2 separate regions of the Mus musculus genome follow, and region 2 is linked to region 1. A link is a loop called in an ENCODE intact Hi-C map of the cell type or tissue named here. Cell type or tissue: left cerebral cortex. All regions are shown on one strand. Each heading gives the region's core, and the rest is flanking DNA. Links, peaks and the distances in the headings are about the cores only.

Region 1 (6,086 bases), core at 1,173-5,172:
ACCTTTCTAACATAGTGGGACATAATGGGGCTGAAAGGCTGTTGCTTCCTTTCCTAAGTAGTTTCAGGCTCATCTCTTCCAATTCAGTTCTAGATGGTAGGAATCCAAGCCACCGGTCTGGACAAACTGAAGCTTTGAGCTCCTCGGGGAAACACTTAGATGGGATTTGGAGTGAGGGTCTACAAACAGTCAGCTTCCCCAGGTAACATGGAGCCTCCCTTGGCCTTTTCACCCTTCCAGGGCCTTCTGGATTCAATACATTCCCTTGTTATCTAACTCCAAACACTGACCTCAAAAGAAGATCGTCAGGGTGGCTGCAAGACCCGTCTGAACCCTACTTATGATGTCATGAAAGGCAGAATTAAATGTCCACCACAGGCTCTCTGGCTAAAGTGAATGAGTTCAAGGCGATGGACTAATTGTCTTTGCTTTTAATCAAAATGGAAGATCATCACTACCACCCAAACACATGCTTACACACACACACACACACACACACACACACACACACACACACCAGACTCACACCACACACTCACACTCTATTACACACACACACACACACTCACGCACCAGACTCACACCACACACACACTCACACTCTCAGACCACATACACACACACACCAGACTCACACCACACACTCACACTCTATTACACACACACACACACATTCACACACCAGACTCACACCACACACACACTCACACTCTCAGACCACATACACACACACCAGACTCACACCACACACTCACACTCTATTACACACACACACACTCAACACACCACTCACACCACACACTCACACTCTCAGACCACATACACACACACCAGACTCACACCACACACTCACACTCTATTACACACACACACTCACACACCAGACTCACACCACACACACACTCACTCTCAGACCACACACACACGCACACCAGACTCACACCACACACTCACACTCTATTACACACACACACACACACACACACACACACATTCACACCACACAGTTAATTTTCCCTCTTAAGAAATGAAAAGCCTGGGTTCATCTCAAGCTCCAGGGCTGCCTCTTTTCTTCCTGTATCAATCAGCCCGTCCTGGAGAAGAAATGAGTCCCCATATTTCTACCTCACATGCCTGACAAGCAGTAAGCTTGGTAAACCAAGTAACTCTTGAAATGTCCAGAGAATACTGGTAATTCATGCGGTATTGAACACTGTCTGCAGCAGATCTATGGAGGACAGTGGTATAAAGGTGAAGATGGCTCAACCCTTAAAACTCGCTAACTGTAAGAAGCCAAGGGCTCAAATATCTCTGCCCTCCCCAGGACTCAATTCTCCCAGACCCTACTCCTTTAAAAGAATCACTTTCCAGCAGGGTCCTGGTGACACATGCCTTTAACCCCAGCACTCAGTAGGCAGAGGCAAGTGGATCTCTTAAGTTTGAGGCCAGCCTGGTCTACAGAGAAAGTTCCAGGACAGCCAGGGCTGCAGAGAAACTGAAAAATCCAAAATTCCAAAGAGAGAGGGGGAAAAAAATCACTTTCCAGGGGCTCCCTGATCCTGGCTGTCTGTCTCAGGATCCTCCTGCCTCAGCCTCCTCCAGCAACTCTTGCGCCACAACTGGCCTACCACCTCCCTTGATGGGAACTACTGACTTCCTATACAGTCTATGTTAACCTCCATCTTCCCTTTCCAGCCCTGCAGTCAAATCCAGGTGCAGACTGCCCTTTCCCATCCTGGTGGCTCCTCTGCAGGCAGGCAGTGCTTCCTCATACCGGTTCAGGGGTGTACTGAGGCTAGGACCTTGACTAGGTTAATGCCTATGAGACCAATACCTATGAGCCCTTGACACAGTCAATGTAAGCCAGCAAGTGCAGCATGGGCTATGTACTTTATCAGTAGCACCCTGACCATCCCCCAAAGGAAGTTCATAGTGGGAAGACTGGATGATCCTGTCACAGCTCCCTACAGTAGCCAAGGTCACACAGGTCAGCAAGGATACCCTGGACCTGCTCTCTGCAGGCTCCTTTGCTAAAAAAAAAAAAAAAAATAAATAAAATAAATAAAAATAAAAAATACCTCCGCCCCACCCAAGCTGAGTGACCTTAAGGCATCAACATCCAGAGTTATGGGTTTAGCTTTAAAGATGAAAGACCAGCCACCTCGTTGCCCCAAGGAGTGTCAGACCAAGGAAAAACCTATAGACAAATCATTTCTTGAAAAACGGGGTTTATTGATTTTTAAACTGCAAATAGTCGTTACAAAAAGTTTTTTTTTTCTTTTAAATAAATTCACACAAAGAAAGAGAAATAGAAAGCGACGGTAGTGACCAGCAAGAGGAATAATAATTACATTCATCTTTATGTGTGTGCGCCAGTTGTTTATGTCAACATTGGAAAACTCCAACCTGGAATCCAGAACCACAAATCTGCGAGCGGAATGTCTTGAGATGGGCACATGGAATTCAAAGGGTTTTTCTCTTTTTTTGTTTTCCCTTTTAGAAGCTATACATAAAATGGTGGTTTTCCTTCTGTACTGTCACAGAACTTATACATACATTCTCAGTCCTACCTGTGAAAGGCCTAAGGAGAAAGAAACTCAATTTGCAGTCCAACACAAAGGGGAGAATTTCTAAAATAAATAATCCAACAGTTTTTTGCATTTTTTTAAATTAATTTTTCATTTTTTTAAAATAAAATAACCAAAAAAAGTGTAAAGTTACAAAAATGTTGTTGAAGAATAATATATTAAAACTGTGGAAAAAAGGAAAGACACGTCACAAAATTTTAAGATTAATATGAAGATCATAATTTAACATAAAAGAATATATTCTATGGATTTGTCATCCCGATAAATATGAACAAAATTAACAAAAAAAGCATAGTTTGGCAATAAATACGTTTTGATAAGTTAAATAAGCTTTTTTATATTGATGTGCAGTGATAAGCAACATTTTTGCTCTCCAATTTCTGAAAGTTAGATGAAGTTTAAACCCAGGGAAAAAAGCATTGTGTGGGGGCTCTAAGGTAGACCTAAGGTATTCTAGAGCAAAATCCATTAAAGCTACTTCTACAGGAAATCGTTTTACACAGATATTGTATGTGGAATGCAGACCATTAACTGCTCACCCCTTACATGTTTTTTTTTGTTGTTTTTAGCTTTTCTCTCATTTGTTGTCATTTTTAAGATGTCACATATGAATTGGGGAACTTTAGCACCAAAATCAAGTCTCTCATAGTCCATCTAGTTTCCCCTTCCTCCCCACTTAAAAAAAAAAGAAAAGAAAGAAAGAAATTAAATCACGAAGTCCCACTTATGTCAAAACCTTCGTCCAACTTGTTCAACCTTTGTCCCTGGAGACCTACACAAACCCAGGCAAGATTAGTCAACAGGGGTTCGGGCTGGGAAGTAAAAGGTTTTGAAAGTCAAAATAGACCCCTCCCCCCAAAAAAACCCCAAGTCCAGCAACAACTCTCTGAGGGAGGTGAGTAACTATAAGGAAGAGGAAGAGTGTGCGGGAGACCGAAAGAAAGGTGCACTTGTGTGGCCAGCTGGGGGAGCTGCTGGTTGCGGGTCACCCCACCCCCACCCCCAACCCCACGGGCAGAGGCTCTGGGAGGCCCACGGGTGCCCCCTGGCGTTGAAGAGGTAATGTAGTCACAGTGACAAAGTTAGATTACAAGGCACTAAGTTGCTTCTGTAAACGGTTACTGCTTTTTTTCTTTTGTGATTTGGCACTTAAGGCTTAAGCCGGGGGGGGTGGGGGGGGGTAAAAAAAGGCATCTACTGACAAAAGATGGAACTCTGTTATGCGTGGTTAAGTGGGCTATGAAATGGAGGGAGAGGGTTTCAAGCCAGAAGCTACCAACAAATTGACTTGTCCTTATGTGGGGGGAGGGTAACATACCAAGGTTGTTCTGGGAAAGGGGCTGAGCTTAAATGTATCAATGTGGGGTTTGAGGGAAAGTTAGGGGGTGGGGAGGTGAAGGGAAGAGATGGGGTGGAGAGGTGAAGGAGGCATGGGGGGGGGTCCCTCCCTACCCTGGCTTAGTCATCTGAGATGGAGAGTCTGCTGAAAATGGGCAGGCGTCTTGAGTTGTCCAAGGTAGGGGAGTCTGAGCCACTGTGGCTGGAGCTGGAGCTGCTCAGATAGCCCTCGTGGTCCGAGAGAGAATCCTGAGGGCTGGGGGGAGAGTCAAACATGTGAGGGGATTCGGACATGGGCCGGAAGAGGAAAGTGGTGGGGGAGCCTCCCCCAGGCAGCCCCATGCTAGGAGCAAAGAGGCTCGCCAGCTCCTGGCTGGAAAAGGCGAAGGGGTTATTGGTGCCATCGGGCAGAGTAGGTGAGCCCAAGAGGTCATCGGCGCTCAGGATAGGGGGTGGGGTGATGGATGTGGGGCTGTCCAGCAGCCCCGTGGCAGCGGCGGTGGCAGCGGCACTGGGAAACCCAGCAAAGCTAAAGCTATGCTGGAGGCGGGGACGGTCAGCGGAGAGGTCTCGGCCCCCCGCCAGGGCGCGTCGCTCCTCGGCGTTATGAATGAAGTGGCAGCGGGGCCCGTACGGGCAAAAGCCGATGGTGTGGAAGGTGCGGCACAGCTCCGTCTTGTACTTGGGGTGGCGGGTCAGGCTGCGGAGCTCGTGGATGCCATGCGCGAACTGGCACTTGTCCCCGTACTTACAGGCACCGTTTTCTTCGAAGGGACGGCACAGCTCCGTCTTGTAGCGGCTGGAGTTGACCTGGCCGCTCCCAGGCTGCTTCTGGGTGGGCAGCAGCCGCTCGCCCCCTTCGGAGAAAGAGCGGTCTCGAAAGCGGCTGTCGCGTGAGCTCAGGGACGGGGCCGGCTCACCCTTAAGGCTGCTGAGAAGCTGGTTCTGATGGAACTTGGAGCTGGGCAGAGTGACCGAGTGCCTGCGAGGGAAGCCCCCGCCAGCAGGGGTGCCCACTGCCTTCCTGTCCAGCAGGCAGCCCCCAGCGCTGGGAGTGCTGTAGTTGAGCATCTTGTTACCCTGGGAGGGGAGGGAAAGAAAGGGACGGATGAGTGACTGAGGACATCCACGAGGCCAGGGCATGGTGTCCACAAAGGACAGCACCTCTCCATCTGATAGGCCAGTCTCTCTAAAAGGAGCCACCTGGATTTATTTTGGCACTGCTCATAAGAAACCGCAAAATCCTGCCGTGTGTGGAAGAAAAAGTTATGTATTCATCCCGCCCCGTGCTGACCCGATATGTAGCTTCCTCCTGTCCCTAAAGCTAATTTTCCCCCCTCTAAAATCCGGGCCCCGTTTATACATTCCTCAACTCAGAGAGCCTTTCACACAAGACAGTCCCTTTTCATTTCCCTCCCCCTAAAAGAATCAGGTAAACCTAGTTTAGAAGTTTGGAAGGATGAGCCAAATCCTCTCTCAATCAGTCCCTGCTTACCCGCCCCCCCCCCCCCGCCACCCCCACCCCCACAAAATCTGGCCCCACACTCTCCACCATTTCCTCTTCCACAAGTGTGCCCTTCCTTTGGCAACAGGTTTTCAAACTGTGCTTTTTCCTTGCTTGTGGAAGGGCCTAGTCTGGGATGTGGGTAGAGGGATATAGTGTCTGAAAACACAAGGTTCGGGAAGGGTAGGTATCCCACACCCTGGGAGGGATTTTCTCCCAGCATTCTCCACCCCCTTCACTAGGAAGATGCCTTTGCACTTGGTTTCCTGGCTGCGAGAGAGCTCTGGATAAGAGCACCAGTGTTTAATCTTGAACCAAAGCTGCAGACGAGAAGGAAAGCACCAGCACGCTCACACTCCCCGACTCAGTCAATTGGGGGCGGGGGTGTGTGAGTGAGCAAGGACAGAGGCTGCCACAAGCCCTAGTCACCTGCCCAAACTACCTAAGATTTAGAAAAGAGTGGGGGTGGGAGACTTGAAAGTTATCTCCAGGCCCCTGACACATGTGGGTGTGTGTCATTGTGCAAATTCTAAAGTTAGTCCCTTAGGATCCGCAGCAGGGGATCGGGAATCGGTAACCCTGTAACCGCAACCACCCCACCGAGCGGATTACAGGAACCCAGAGGAGAGCCGCTTCCAACAATGAGGTTCATTTAA
Region 2 (4,000 bases), core at 1-4,000, 350 kb before region 1:
ACGTTGTTACTGTCTTTGTGGCACCATTTAACAGCACGTTGTAGATGTCATAGTCTTCCATCCCCTGAGACTTTCATTTGTCTCCCAAGAACAACAATTTCTCTTATACAGCCAGCCATACTACATTTATTCTTTCACCCAGGAAATTAATATTGATACAACACTGTAATGTAATATAAGGGCAATATTTAAGCTTTGCCAGGTGTCCCAGTAATGTTGCTGTGGCAGGCCTTCTAGAGTTCAGTCCAGGATTAGACACTGTGTTTAGCTGAAGTGTCGCTGAAGATCTTTTGGTCACTGGTTTCACAGAAACATTTTTCTTCAAGAACATACTTCCTGATAAATCCTCTCTCTCTCTCTCTCTCTCTCTCTCTTTTGCCTCTTGGCCTTGCCTCTTGCAGAGCCAGTGAGCTGATGCAGGTATGAAGTAGGAACTGCTCACGTAGGTCTAAACTAAACGTAGTAGGTTTCAACTAAACGTGAAGGGACTGGCTACCAGACCTGGGATTTCCATTTCTTTGTGAGCTGAGTTCCCAAAGTCAAAGCATAGCTGTCAGAGAGTCCCCTTGCTTTTCAGCTGAGTGGGTTATCACATGGCTCTCTCATTATCCAAACTAAGGCCTGAAACATGTACAGCTTCTATATATTTCCTGCGTCTTAAGTCTTCCTAGGAAGAGTAACTGATAAAGGATATGCCTTTTTTTTTTTTAACCTTTTCCAGCTCTCTTCAAAGGCAGTTGTCTGGATGTCCATGTCTGAGGAATTTCTCTCACCCCAGCAGTCAGGGTTCCAACCAACCTGATGTCAGACTAGACAGCTGTGTTCCTTCTCCATTAGCCCGTGTTTCCCGAAACAAACATCAGATGGCCAAAACCTAAGATGATGACCATGCATAATACAGATTTACTGAGACTGCAACTCTGGCATCCTCCGGCCGCCTCAGATACCATGATGAGAGCAGGAAAACAAAATTCAGACCAGGACAGCTGTTAAGTGCAATGTGAAAAATCCATAGCAAGAGGATAGAAATACATCTGGGGACAAGGGACATCTCATGTAAACATCCTGGCTTATTTTAAATGAGCATGGATTTTTTTTTTTAATGTGCTTCAGGTTTCTTTAAATAGTTCAGTTTTTGCTTTTTTTTTTTTTTTTTTTTTTTGCTAGTATGTGTGTGTGTGTGTGTGTGTGTGTATTTCCATTCCCATTCGTGTGCATGAATTCACTCTAATAAGGGAATTCATTATTAATTAGAGATTCTCCTCAGGGCTGGAAAGATGGTTCAGCAGATAAGAACACTTGCTGTGCAGGCATGAGGGCCTGAATTCAGATCTCCACCATCCACATAAAAACCCAGGCATGGCCACACCTGCCTGTAACATGGCACTACAGTGGGTCCCTAGGGCTCACAGCTTAACTCCAGATTCAATGTAAAATTCCAGCCTCTGTGGAAAAGCAGGACACCTAATGTCACCCTCTGGCTCACCCACACACTGCATGGATATGCACACCTGCACACACAACTTCTTCTCACAGGTTGAGAGACTTAGTTTCAGGTCATCCTTCAGGACTGTCCCCCTCCAATAGAAAGTACCAGGGAGAAAGCAGTACTCCTGGCTCAGGGGCTCCAGTGATCTCCTGGGTGGTGTTGCCAGCTGAACCCATGAGAGGAGATTGCTTCTTTCTACTCAGACACTGGGACTATTCCTGCTATTTTTTTTTCCTTAGCTATATTTAAAGATATTGACGCATGTCACTGCAAGCACAGCCCAGAAGAAGCCCTACATAGTTGGGATAGTTTGGTTGCCAAATGGGACAGTGTTCAGATTGACCTTTTCTAAGAGGGAGCCTCCTCACCCTGATTCCAGACAGTTTCTCCATGGTAACCCTCTTAGATGACACCTGCATTCACCCAGGACAGTCCCAAGTCATCGCTGCTGTCCCCTTATGACTCAAATGAGCCCATCTCTATCTCACAAGTATCCCGACTGGATAATAACTTACACGACCATTCCAAGACTCTGGGAAAGTCTAAGTATTCTCTCCCCATACAAAAATCAGCGGGGCTGTTTGAATGATTTGTGCTGGTGCATACCAGGCTTTATCCTAGTGGTGAGCTCACCCCGCCTCTGCTCCACCTGCTGCTAGGGGAGGTTAATCCACCTCTAAATCTTGCATTCCAAAGGTGCTGATTACTCTACCATAGCAGATGGCTTCTGCTTCCCTTTGCTCAGTCTCCCCAGGAATGAGTGTTACTGGGGCTTGAGTCGGGCTGAGCATGTGATATGAGCAAACACTGGACAGCAATCCATCCCCCTTCTCTTCTAGCTGAGAGAGCCCAGAGACGACAATTTCTCCATGACCTAAGCAAAGTGGCCTGGTCCGCTAGCAGGTCACTGGGCTGTGAGCAGATGGTATTGGGTGAGACAGTTGTTACATGGCTTTATGCCTCAGATCCTTTCCTTGTAAATCTGAAAGACTAATAGCTTCCAAGTATTTTGAGAATCTTGTAACTCAGAAGGTTATAAATAACATAAGCTATTTCTTTCTCATCTAAAATGGCAGTCCAGTATGGTTGCTTAATAGTTAGCGTGTGGTTCCTGGGCCAGTCTGTACAGCTGATGGTGTTTTTCCAGTACTCTATTTATAGAGCTAGGTCAGAAATGTCACTTCCGTTGGAACTTGACCTACAGACGATTGTCAGTTCTAGAGACCCAAGGAAGCAGAGAGCACACTAAATACAGCTGGTTCACAGGTTCAGTTAGCGAACTGCAAGCCCCCCAAGGAAATTGTGTTGGAGAATAGATGTTTGAGCCTTCCCAATCTCTCTGTTTGATATGTTGGCCCTGTGGCTCCATGGAACTCGAAGGTCACCTTGAATCTTCGTTTTTTAAAACTCCTGTTCCGGGCAGTGTCCCGTTCATCTTCAACTGCGGCTGTCTTTCTACATCAGACACAGTGAAGATTCTTGAGACCCAGCTAGGCAGTGTTGACTATGTGGAAAGCTGGGGGGGGGGGGGATCTGAATGTTTCCCCTACTTCATCTTTCTACTGGGGTAACCCAGATTCTCCGCGCATTTCCCTAGATCAAATGGGTGAGCCCATGGAAAATGTCTGCCACAGGTCAGTGGCTCCCTGGCCTGGTCTGGTACAGGAGAATTGGAATCAAATGGATGGTGATCCCCATCTGGTCCCAGTCAACCACTCAGACTCTGGAGTTTAAAAGCTTTGTTGATTGGGAATTGTGTTTGCTAGAAGTTGGTCCTCGTGGGTTGTAGTAGGTAGAACAGACAAAGAAAAAGGCCTGGTCTGGGGAGAAACCTGTTGTCGGCAAAGGGGCCGCACACTTGCACTGTCTTTAGGTATGTATACATGGTTGCTGAGCAGGGCCTGGCAGTTAAAGGCAGTATGGAAGCACTGTGCACTCAGGCTTCCTAGAAAAGACAAGGTCCCAAATAAGAAGCCAATTTTTTTGCTGTCAAAATATCATAGACTCTGGATTTTTTTTTGTTTGTTTATTGTTTATTGGTTTTGGGTTTTGTTTTGTTTTGTCTTTGTTTTTGTTTGTAAGTATACCCAAGGACATTTGAAGTCACTTTGAACAACTCCTTCTGACCATGGGTGAAGCTACTGAGGATTGGGGAAAGTCAGCCCTGTGGCTCACTCCTGGGTGCTTTGTTATGGCTGCTCCTTCTCCCAAGTGTTCCTGTTGAAAGCCTGCAGCTAAACCAGGAGTAGAACCACAGGCCAGACCATCAGGCCTGCCATAAAAAGTTCCCATGGTAACCCACCATCCTTCCCTACACTCATTTCAGTCCTGAAAACCCTGAGTATTGTCGTTTGTAACTTCCTACTTCTTATCCCAGGAACTTACTTTTTACCCAACTGGACAAGAAGAACCAAGTATTCCAAACATTCACTCCTTTAAGCCCTTCCCCTTCCCTTCCGTTCCTATTCTGGAAGTCACCACTTTGTTAGTTTGGTTTTAGGGGGTTGTTTT

What was found. Hi-C counts contacts between places; a loop is a spot of excess contacts. Peaks named below come from ENCODE experiments on the same cell type or tissue, not always from the same donor. Only the 100,000 strongest peaks of a DNase experiment are listed, where the experiment ranks them.
Region 2: it touches region 1 in a loop (2.4-fold over the local background); 8 of 42 quality-filtered maps call a loop at or near these places.

The regions. Positions count from the first base shown.
Region 1 is chr12:80,105,543-80,111,628 of GRCm38, forward strand. It overlaps Zfp36l1 (zinc finger protein 36, C3H type-like 1), which reads right to left. Exons shown (of 2, transcript NM_007564.5): 2 at 2,218-5,006. The coding sequence ends at 4,047. Among named protein-coding and RNA genes, the nearest start is that of Zfp36l1, 4.4 kb to the right of the region's middle. In left cerebral cortex, for the core only: CTCF peaks have their summits at 3,526 (motif pointing right) and 4,936; DNase peaks (open chromatin) are centred at 3,597 and 4,574; H3K4me3 peaks cover 1,564 bases; H3K27ac peaks cover 931 bases.
Region 2 is chr12:79,757,109-79,761,108 of GRCm38, forward strand. All of the region lies in intron 8 of Rad51b (RAD51 paralog B), which reads left to right. Among named protein-coding and RNA genes, the nearest start is that of Gm36048, 40 kb to the right of the region's middle. In left cerebral cortex, for the core only: a CTCF peak has its summit at 2,133; no DNase peak of the experiment used is centred there.